Regions from separate parts of the Mus musculus genome. Here region 1 is linked to region 2. The links are chromatin loops, found by intact Hi-C in ENCODE. Cell type or tissue: gastrocnemius. All regions are shown on one strand. Links, peaks and the distances in the headings refer to the core of each region. The heading gives the core; the rest is flanking DNA.

The links. Peaks named below come from ENCODE experiments on the same cell type or tissue, not always from the same donor. Only the 100,000 strongest peaks of a DNase experiment are listed, where the experiment ranks them.
Region 1: it touches region 2 in a loop (4-fold over the local background); 1 of 42 quality-filtered maps calls a loop at or near these places.

Annotation. Positions count from the first base shown.
Region 1 is chr10:80,673,416-80,678,777 of GRCm38, forward strand. Mknk2 (MAP kinase-interacting serine/threonine kinase 2) reads right to left here and starts at 2,878. Exons shown (of 14, transcript NM_021462.4): 1 at 2,666-2,878; 2 at 2,409-2,525. The coding sequence starts at 2,459. In gastrocnemius, for the core only: a CTCF peak has its summit at 2,728; DNase peaks (open chromatin) are centred at 1,158, 3,150 and 4,860; H3K4me3 peaks cover 4,909 bases; H3K27ac peaks cover 5,000 bases.
Region 2 is chr10:80,257,805-80,263,166 of GRCm38, forward strand. It overlaps Gamt (guanidinoacetate methyltransferase), which reads right to left and starts at 3,208. Exons shown (of 6, transcript NM_010255.4): 1 at 2,917-3,208; 2 at 1,964-2,109; 3 at 1,797-1,860; 4 at 1,373-1,440; 5 at 1,136-1,246; 6 at 347-653. The coding sequence starts at 3,097. The coding sequence ends at 513. It also overlaps a transcript of Dazap1 not described here. In gastrocnemius, for the core only: no CTCF peak of the experiment used is centred there; DNase peaks (open chromatin) are centred at 2,222, 3,273, 3,666 and 3,942; H3K4me3 peaks cover 3,793 bases; H3K27ac peaks cover 4,290 bases.

The DNA.
Region 1 (5,362 bases), core at 167-5,166, 420 kb after region 2:
CAGAACAGAGAATCGCCACTAGGAGACTGGCACAAAAGGGGCACACTAGCAGGTCATGGGGAACAGGGCACACAACCCCAGTGCTCTGATAAAACTCGCTGCCTGCAAGGCCCGGGCATCAACCTGCACCACACAAGGTGGGGGATTGGTGAGCTACAGAAGGGGAGGTAAACCAGGTTTGAGACCAAAGGCTAGCCAGGGCACCTGCTCCATGACCACAGCCTGGTGACCTTCCTCTAAGTATACTGTCATGAGAGACAGGGAAGGGCTGTCCCCAGCTCTGGGAACCTTACAAGGGTGACAGGGGTCCAGTAGAACCTCTGACATTATAGTCACTGTCCCCCTAGCTGAAGACTGGGACACATGGGACAGCCAGAACCTAGCACAGGGATTGGCTGGCTGGAGCACACCTTTCAGGGAGATCCCCAAGCGCTAGCTTACAGTCTTCCAGCTTGCACATTAAAGACAGGAAAACAGGGCTGGGCTCTAGCTGAGTTCATAGAGCACCTGTCTGGCAGGCATGAGGCCCCAGACTCCATCACCAGTACCTCTTAAAACTCCAGAAAGAAAACCAGAAACCCAGGTAATAAAGCAGGCGGCCTGGCGGGTGTGTGTGCTATCTGACTAGCTGCAGACTGAGGCTACCTGAGCAGCAGTAGCCTGGCTTCCAGAAGCAGCCTCATAGGGTGGGGTCCCAGGAGGGAGTTGAGGTACCAGTCCCTGGCCACCTACAAGGCTGCCTAACAGCCAGCTCCCCACAGTCCCAGCTCAGTGCAGAGCCCCACAGTGGCCACGCAGAGGGCAGCTTGCAGTCCCAAGTGCTGTGTGGGCAGTCCAGTCTGGTCCAGCCAGCCTCCCCTGGGTCTGGCTGAGGGCCTTGAGTCAGCAGGCCTGGCAGGAGGCGGCTCGAACCATCTAGAAAGCCAGGGTTTGCTTTGGCAGCCTTGCTGACCCTCTAGGCTCAAGCAAAGCCCCAGGAGGGCAAAAAAAAAAAACCCACTGTAGGTGACATTCTTGGGTCCATCTCTCGTTCCTGCTCAGCCCCAAATCAAGCTGGCCAAGGATAACAGGCATTTGAGGCAGGGGTGGGGCAGTTGGCCAGGGGCACTGGCTGGACAGGCCTGGGAATTCTTCCCTATCTGCATGCCCCTCCCACAGGGGTGCAGGCACACACATACACACTCTTGCCTTCTCTACAGGGCAACAGGTCCCTGCCCCAGGAAGCCATTACATAATCCAGCCTTCTGGGTGGGGTGGGCAGGCTGACATCACTGCGTCCTTTAGGCCAGGCCCCAAGTAGGGGGCTCTGCCTAGCACCCTGCCCACCTTCACCACCCCCAGATATACTCATCTAAGGTAAGACTCAATCAGCCACCATTAATAACACTACAGAAACTTCCTGTTCTGATAAGAAATAACACTTTGGGCCTGGGGTGTCTTGAGGGAAGGTCTCCACAGGCCACCACCAAGTGTGGAGGTTGCAGTGGGGCAAAGCATACCCATGTGCCAAAGGGTTTCCCCAACAAGGCTTCATCCCCTCTGATCCCAACCAACCGCACAGGCCAGCTTGAGACTACAGTGGACAGATACAGGGTTTCCCTGGAACTATATACACAGAAGTAGGGGAGACGGGGCTGAGAGACTGCAAGGAACATCCAGCCACTGACCACAAGCCAACCTAGGGGAGCTCACAAAAGAGAGAGCTAGGACCTGCTGACGTGCTTTCATCCAGAACAAGGCCAACCTGGGGGACACAGAAAGTGTGGGATCACATACAGAAAGTGGGTGGGGAGCACAAGACTGAGATCAGGCTGATGGCGAGGGACATAGAGCCACCAATCAGTGGTGGGAGTGGGTCCTGAAAGAAAGAGCTACTAGGCAGCCGGGGACAGGTTGTAGCCTGCAACAAGCACACACTGCAGGAAACAAATGTAAAGTCCATCAGAGACCACATACAGAGGTAGGAAAGCCCGGGCTGAGAAACTGCTAGGGACACAGCCACAGATCACAGGGGAGCCTGGGGCAGTTCATGAAGAGTTAGTAGGCAGCTAGAAGCAAGGCTGCAGCTTACTGACTCTCCCAACCAGCACAAGACAGGCCTGGAAGTTGCAAGGAACAGAAACACTCGATTTGCCTAGGATCACACACAGAAACAGACGACTGTGATCGGGCTAACTGCAAGGGACACAGAGCCACCAATCACAAGCCTGGGGGTGGGGGTTGAGGGTCCTAGAAGAGAGAGCTACTAGGAGGATGGGGACAGGGCTGCGGCCTGCTGACCCCCACCACCTCCAGCACAAAAGTCCAATGCAAGCACCCCTCCCAAGCCCTGCACCAGCCTCCCGAGTAGGCTCTGCTTATCCGTCGCACCCGTCACTGCAATGGGACCCCCGGACAGGACCCCTCACCTTGAACGAACGGTGGAAGCCCTGAAGTTCGGCTGTTCTCTTCTGCACCATCTTCAGTCCGGGCCCCACCAGCGGGGGAGGGGACGCGGGGCCCGGGGGGCGGCTTGGGAGGCGACCCTGCGGGCGGAGGAGACAAAGGACCGAGGCTGAGAGAGGCGCTCGGCCGGGCGGAGGCGGCCGGGGCTCGGCGGAGCTCCCGCGCCTGACTCGGGCTTCCTTCCTCCCTCGGAGAATGTCGCCCTTGGCGCCGCGCTCACCGGGGTCGGACACCGGCCGGGGTCGCAGCGCCGTCACCTCACCTAGCACAGCCCGGACCCCGCTCCGAGGACTGCGCGGGGAACAGCGCCGCCACAGCCACCGCTGCTGCTGCCGCCGCCGCCGCCGCCGCCGTCGCCGCCGCCGCCGCCGCCACCGCCGCCACCACCGCCACCACGGACCCCTCCACTGGGCCGCTGCCGCCGAGAGGAGCCGCGCGCGCGGCCGGCGCGGCCACCTTTATAGGCGCGGTCCCGAAGTTACCCCGCCCCTCCGCACCAGTCTCCGCCTTTCTCAGGGAACAGAGGAGGCGGAGCTTCCAGGAGCGTCGAAGGCCGCAGCGAGAAGAGCACGCCGGGGAATGCAGAATACGGCTGCGCGCTCCCGTTTAAGGGGCGGAGCTTAGCGGGGAGCGGAGTGGAGCTGCGCAGCGACCGTGTTGGCGACTCCAAACACGGCTGCGCACTTCGAGCTGGCAGGGGGAAGGGGAGATTCCGAGGGAAGTGGGGCGCGAAGCTTCAAGCGCGCCTGCGCACTCCCACGGTGGGGGCGGAGCGTGAAAAGATACTCGACTGCAGCCGCGTGACCTGGCTGGGGGGTGGGAGAGGACTGTGTGGAGAGGCTGGTGACCAGCCTCCGGAGTCGCCTGCGCCTGCGCAGAAGGGTACTGAAGGCTTCAGTTTGGGCCGTGAGGCCGCCTTCTCCTGTGTCACAGTTGGCCCGCTGGCTTGCGCGCTGCAGGTTCTGCTCCCTGTCCTTGAGCCGGGTGCCGCGTTCAGCTGCCGAAGGAGGGCAAGCCAGCCCTAATTTTACTGAATACTGATGCCCTTGTCCTGTGCTCCAGCTCTGCAATCCGTGATGAACCCTTCTTGAACCTCTTGGGTCCTTTGCAGCCCTCGGTGGGGATAGCTGGGACAAGAAGGGGCTAGGATCCCCGATTCAGGTTCGGATACAGTCAGACCGCGTTGTGCCTGCTGCCTCGGCTGCTTCCGTGCACAAAGAGGTTGTTTTCCCTCTTCAGGGTAGTTTGTCTACAAGTTTTTACCACCACCCTCTACTGAGGCTGGAGCCTCATGAACCTCAAGCAGCTCTTTGTGTGTTTGTGTGCACTCACACAGGTCCTCGTCCGTGTGAGTGTGTGTGCCTTATGCATACAGGTGCCTGGAAAGTCAGAAGAGAGGTGAAATTACACGATGCCTGATGTGGGTGCTGGGCTGTACCCTGGGTTCTCTGTAAGAGTAACAGTTTGGCTTAACTTATGAGTCATCTGTCTGACTCCCGAGCCTCATTGTCGTCATTAGTGATTGCATTGGCAGAAATGTTTGTCTCTAATTCAGATTGTCATGCCTGTACAAGGTTCATTACCTGGACAGATTTGGGCAGGGGATAGAACTTCAGCTCAAGGCAGTCAGGGATCAATTCCTGGCAGACTCAAACAAGGGTCTCTACTCAGCTGTTAAAGGAGTTTGCCACCAATTATAGCCTGAGCCCATTCCTGGGACACATGTAAGAGAAATAGCTTCTACCTGTGGCTAGCTGTAGCATGTGTGTGTGTGTCCACGGGGGCCAGCATGTCTCTGTAGTTTGGGGCTACCTAGCCAGATCCTATCTCAGGCTAACAATTCAAATAAAACATGACACCCACATTCAAGCGTGGCCCACCTGGGTCAGCCGTTCACACTGATGGCAGCAAATAGCTCTAATCTATTTTGTTTCCTGCAACTTAGTTCAAATGCTGGGAAGAAAAGCCAAATTACAAAGCCCTCGTTAAGGTGTGAGTTCTGTGCCCTAATCCAGACCTGTCCTGAGACTGCCTCCAGGAGCCCTGTTAGAAATAGGGAAACAGGGGAAGCTCACGGGATAGGAAGCTGTACTTGACACGGGTTACTTCTTCCTGGAGTCCTTACCAGTCACGAGGCTAAACCTTCAGAACTGGGATGTGTGGCCCCTGCACTGCACACACCCTGTGCAAAAAGTTCTGTGAGTCTGACAGCCAAGTACGTCTTCCAACTTGCAAATGGCCACCTGGAGTCTACATGGCTGCTCAGAGGGAGCCGCCTTTTACCACACTTTTATCTCAAAAGGGCAGCCAGTAGGAACAGGAAGGGGATGTTCACCCTATAGGCACCAGGCAGGGACTGGGAGCTGCTCACTCAACCCTGCCCTGCCGTGCCCAGGCAAGCTGCCAACCTGCTGTCAAGTCTCTCCCTCCAGCCGCCTGTTTACAAGCTAGGCTCCCAGCGGTGTGGGACTCTCAGAGGCCTCCCAGCGTGGGGGTTGGGAGCTGGGGTGACAGGAAGGCCTGACTTCCCCTACTGGCTCAGCCTCTGCCCCAGGAGGATGTCACTGGCTCTTTGGCAAGGGATGCCTGCAGGAAGCCCGTGTGATACCCTCTGTTTCCTCTGTCTTTACAGACTAGGCTTGGCTGGCCAGGTGAGGGGTTGGTCTAGCCCGAGTGAAGGATAGACATGGCCAGGACAGTCAGGAAAGGTGGTCCTAAGCTTACCCCCAACCCCAGGTTCCCAGGGGACGTGGCCAACCTTGGAAAGGGCTTAGGACTGTCCAAGGTGTTAGGCCCAACTGGGACCACCAGAGCTGTAGGTTCAAGCAGAATCTTAGGGAGATCTTACAGAGGGAAGAAAAACAGGAAGTGAGGTGGGGCCCCAGGCCAACAGCCTCAGCTTCCCGCTTGGCCCAAT
Region 2 (5,362 bases), core at 212-5,211:
AGAAGAGCTGGCATAGGACACAGGCCAACAGGAGTGAGGCAGAGGTGGGTGCAGTGTGGACCCAGGCAGCAGATTTGGTACCAGGGATTTGCACAGTAGGGCTGCACTGTGAGAGCCACATTGCTTGTTGTGTACTGGGCTAGGCTGAGGCCTGTGGAGGCTCTCCTCTACCCTGGCCTTGGTGAGACCCCACAGTCTCATCCTGGGCCCCCTGTTGAAAACAGACAATGGTGGATTGGTCATGTCTGGGTGGGGCAGGGGGCACCGAGCACCACATCTTCTGAGGCAGAGGCAGTTCTAAGCCAGATGTGGTCCCTCACCTTTGGCTCACTGCCAACCAACCCACTAGTCTTCTTGTTAGCATTTATTTTACTCCTGAGCTCTGGGAAGATGGCAGTGCCAGGCAGAGGTTAGGATGTCACACTGAGGGACAGTGGAGAGGCTGGAGCCCACAATCCAGCCACAAAGGTACTGAGGAGGACACAGGCTCCTTGTAGACCTGGGCCGGCTGCTCAGTGCTTGGTGACCAGGGGTGTGATCATCTGAGGGAAGGCATAGTAGCGGCAGTCGGCTGGGGGCACCAGTGCCATCACCTCTGTGCAGATGTTTTCTTTCAGGAAGCCAGCTTCCTGCAGTGCAGGCACCTGCGTCTCCTGTAGGGCGGGGTCACAGGTCACCCCAGATGATGTGGGACAGGACCTGGGTGTGAGTGAATTCTGGTGCAGGCAACAATTTCCTGATAAGCTCTGCTGTGTCTCAGACCAGCATCCTTGCACAGGCCCGCTGTAGGCCTCTCAAGAAAAGAGTCTTATGTGATGAAAGCTGCCTCATGGGCTGGTGGGAAAGCTGTCCTGCTTGCCCTGGTACTGGAGGGCATCTGTCCCCAAGACAGGCACAGCCCCACAGGTAGAGTACAGTGAGCAGGGCTGTACAGAGCACTGAGGAGCCACCAGAGGCTAGGACTAGTGGGGGCCTTCCTGACTTCAGAATGGAAAATCACAACCCTGACCGGACCTCTTGAGAGCTCTGGCCCCCTAGGCCAGCGAGCAGAGGGCCTCCCCCATGCCATGGCCTGAGGAAGGCCACTGCCAAGCTTCGGGGTAAGGTCTTCCTCACCTGCTCTCAGGCAGCATACCTCAAACATGGTGGTGATGTCTGTGTATTTGGACTTCATGAGCTCCCCCCAGGACGTGAGGTTGCAGTAGGTGAGGACGCCCCCGGTCTTCAGCAAGCGGAAGGCATGATTCTGCAGAGAGGCCAGTGGACAGGAAGGGGTAGGACCATGGGAAGAGAGCTGCTGGTCTGTAAATGTCACATGCCCTGCCCACCTGACCTTCCAAGGCCCACCGTCCCTGGCCCCCTGCAGTCCTACCTTAATAAAGTTGAACTGGTGAGTGTGCCAGGCCTCTTCAGACAGCGGGTACGTGTCATATAGAATCCCTGCAGTTTGAACACATACCAGTCAGCGCTGGCACAGCCTTGCCCAACCTCATCTGAGCCATCCCATGGCCTTGGACGCTAACCCAGCCCATACAGCTGCCCTTCCCACGGATGTGTCCCCAGTGCACATTGGAGGTGTGTTTGTTGGGATGGGGGACAACTTGTAGGCATCCATTCTCTCCTTACACCACGTACATCCTGGGGGTCAAACTTTGGTCATCCTTTTGATGGCAAGCTCCACCAGGCTGAAGAGGGTATGGTAGTGTAAAAGCAGGCACAGGCTGCCAAGTAGTACCCAGACGCTAGCGGGTTCCCCAGAGCTCAACCCCTTTGCCAGGCTCCCAGAGTTCCCTCACCATCAAAGTGACCGTCAGGCAGGGTAGGTGCCACCTCCTCCCACAGGCCTTTCAAGGGAACAACCTTGGAGAGGAGAGGGTCAAAAGAGGTTGAGGGTCACATGGGACCCCATGATCTCCCAGCCCTGAGGGTTACTCCCAGTCTGCACCCCAGCGGCAGAAGGTACCTTATGTGGCTGCCGCAGGGCCCAGTCTTGTAGACGCTGGAAGACCCCATCATTGCACTCAATAATCCAGTGTTCCTCTATGGGGGCCTGTTGCACCCTGGAGGCTGCAATGGCCATACCGAAGCCCACTTCCAAGACCCGGCCCCCTAGGAGGACAAAACATGACAGCTGGTTTGGGTGGGGGAGGGGGACTTAGATGTGAGGCCTGGCTCACACTTGCCTCAAGGCCAGCCAGCCAGCCAGCCAGCAGGACCATGTGGGTGGACAGAACAAAGTAACAGCAGAGTGTGGGCTCGGGCCAGCTGCCAATCAGAGCGGCTAGCCTGGGAGCCCAGGGCCTGGCCCCAGGGATCCCTGGACTCTGAGCCCCTGCCCACGCGATTTGTGCTCTAATCTGTGAGAAAGGGCCAAGCCTGGCTTGGAGGCTCTACACCTGCAGCCCCTCCACGTTTCATTCTGCACCTAATACCAAGTCCTCATTTGCCTTGGGTGAACTTTGAAGTCCACTCACTCACTGCCCATCTGCCCTGTTTGAAGCTGGGGTGCCTCAGACACCACCCCTTGTACAGAAGTTCAGGGCCACAGCACCGGGACAGCTGCCTCTCTGCTCAGTTTTCCCAAGCTATTCTTAGCAACAGCCCCTGGAGACTCGGAGGTTCCCGACAAGCACAAGCCTCACGCCCCTCTGCTCTTTCTCGCTCTTTCTATTAAGTTCCACTCGACTGTGGTCCGAAGACCCAGCCCCGGGAAGTAGAAATCTTCCCTGGGAGAGGAAGTTCCAGTTCGGAGCCGGGACCTCTTTCCTGCGTCCACTTTTTGCAAATACCCTTCCCTTCCCGACCAAGGTAGCCCCAAGGCAGCTCAGTGCCTCAGGCAAGGAAACTGAGACTTGCAACATGCATGGGAGCTCCTGCTCTTTTAAGCTGCAGCCTCAGTTTCCTCTGGCAGAGTACCTCTGGAGGCAGCAGCCGCCGCTAGCGCATGCATATAGGGGGTCTCCCAACGCTCCATCACTGGCTTGCCCAGGATTTGCAGGTGCGTGTCAGACGCGTCATAGGCCGCGGGGGCCGCGCGCCACGCGGGGCCGCAGTCCTCGCCGGGCGCGAAGAGCGGGCTAGCTGCAGAAGAGCTCATGGTGAGGCTGTGCAAACCAGGCCGGGAGCGCAGGGCTGCGGAGCCGCGGGGCCGGTGGAGGCGGAGTGGGGCGGTGCCTCTGCACAGAGATTAGCCTTGCACTCAAGTGGGTGGGAGCCTGAGGCGGGGGCGGGGCCTATGCGCCCTAAAGAACTCCGTGGCTGAGCCGTGTGGGCGGGGCCTACTCGCTGGGGCGGGGCTTTTCTGGGCTAGGGTGGGTCCAGTCATTAGAAGAGGGTTGGCCCTTGCTCTGGGAGGGGGTCCAGCCTGGCACTGGGCTGGGCCTGGGTGGATGGAGCTGAGGGACAGGGTGGAGCGTGCTCACGGTCGGGGCTACTCGCTGGAGCCCAAAGTAAAGTTCTGAGGGGCGGATCTACGGAATGGGATAGGTCCTGCACTGGTGGGCTGGGGAGGAGTCCAATCTTTTGCTATGGATGGGGCCAGAGCTGTGGGTTGGGACAGAATCCAGACTTCTATGAGGAATGCAGGCAGGAGCCATACAGGATGGAGCCTGTATGGTAGGACAGAGTCCAGCCTTCTGCTAGGGGCGGGGCCGGAGCAATGGGGTGGGGTCACCATTCTGCTAAGTATGAGAGACGAAACTAAGGAACGGGGCCAGCCGGCTGAGACCGTGGTGTCCAGCCTTCTGCTACGGATGAGGACAGAGCCATGGGGTAGGTGTTTATGGGATAGGATGAAATCCAAGCGTTCTGCTACTGGCGAAGCCTAGTCTTCTTTCACGGGTGGGGCCCAGCCTGGTAGAGGCAAAACAGGATCCGGGGCCTAGCTTTCCGCTAGAGCTGAGGCTGGCGCCAAGGAGGCGGGGCCTGAGGATAGGGTAATTGTGGAGTCCAGCTGAGTCCATCCTTTTACTATGAATGGGGCGGAGCCTGCGGACCTGGGCGGGGCCAAGTTATCTAGGCAGGAAGTTGGAGCCATGAGGGGTGAAGTGCCTGCGGTGCAAGGAGGGACGTTTAGAGACTACCAGTGGTCCCAGTGCCATGGAGAGTACCATATGCTGGCACGTGCACTGTTGTGGCTTCTGGAGGGGCGGGGCAAGCTCCCTGGCACCACATTTGGAATGAGGCTTGACTTTCTGCATTTGCCTGGCTGGCTCGCAAGGGTACTGGATTTACTGTTTGAAGAGGCTGTGAAACTTCCTGATCTCAGCGTGTCGTCCACGATGCTCCTCTAAGTTGATTCTTTTTTTTTTTTTTTTTTAGGTTTTTCGAGATAGGGTTTCTCTGTGTAGCCCTGGCTGTCCTGGAACTCACGCTGTAGACCAGGCTGGCCTCGAACTCAGAACTCCACCTGCCTCTGCCTCCCCAGTGCCGGGATTAAAGGCGTGCGCCACCAGGCCCGGCCCAAGTTGATTTTTTTATTTCTATTTATCCGTTTATTTAGAGACAGGAGCTCCTGACTGGCCTGGAGCTTGCTATTGAGAACAAGTTGGCCGCGAACTCACAGATTTCTGCCTGATTCTACCTCTGAACTGCTGGGATTTAAAGGCGTATGCCACCATGCCTGGCTGAATGCCTCAAGTTTAGACATTCATTGGCCTGGTGAGGTCCAAGAAGCCGGCCCTCTCTCAGCTGCTCTAATCCATACCTGTCATTCAGCAGCTCTAGCTTACTACTGGGTCACTTGGACATGTTAGGTGTAGCGATCTGATGATTTTTCTAAGAACTGCTGGAAAAGCAGTGACACTCTTAATCCTTAGAAGATGTTACAGCAATAACTGTTGGTGCCCTCATTTTACAGGTGGGGAAAACTGCTAAAAACAGGAGTGGAGACCAGGGCTCCAATTTAGAACCGCAACAGTTAGCACTTTTGGGAGTTTTGGTTTGTTTTTTTATTTATTTTATTTTTTGGTTTGTCGAGACAGGGTTTCTCTTTATAGCTCTGGCTGTCCTGGAGCTCACTTTGTAGACCAGGCTGGCCTCAAACTCAGAAACCCACCTGCCTCTGCCTCCCGAGTGCTGGGATTAAAGGCCTGCGCCACCACGCCCCGCTGTTTTTTATTTTTTAATGTACTTGGTGTCTCATCCCTGTGCACCACCTGAGGCGCAGTCACTGGCATTGTGATTTCCCACTTGGGTCCTGACAATCAAACTTTGGTCTTCTGGAAGAAACAGGTTCTCATGTAGCCCAAGATAGCTTCAAACTCTCACACAGCTAAGGATGACCTCGAATTCCAGATCCTGCCTCCTCCACCTCTCCAGTGCCAGGATCAACAATGTGTACTGCTATGCCCGGTTTCTGCAG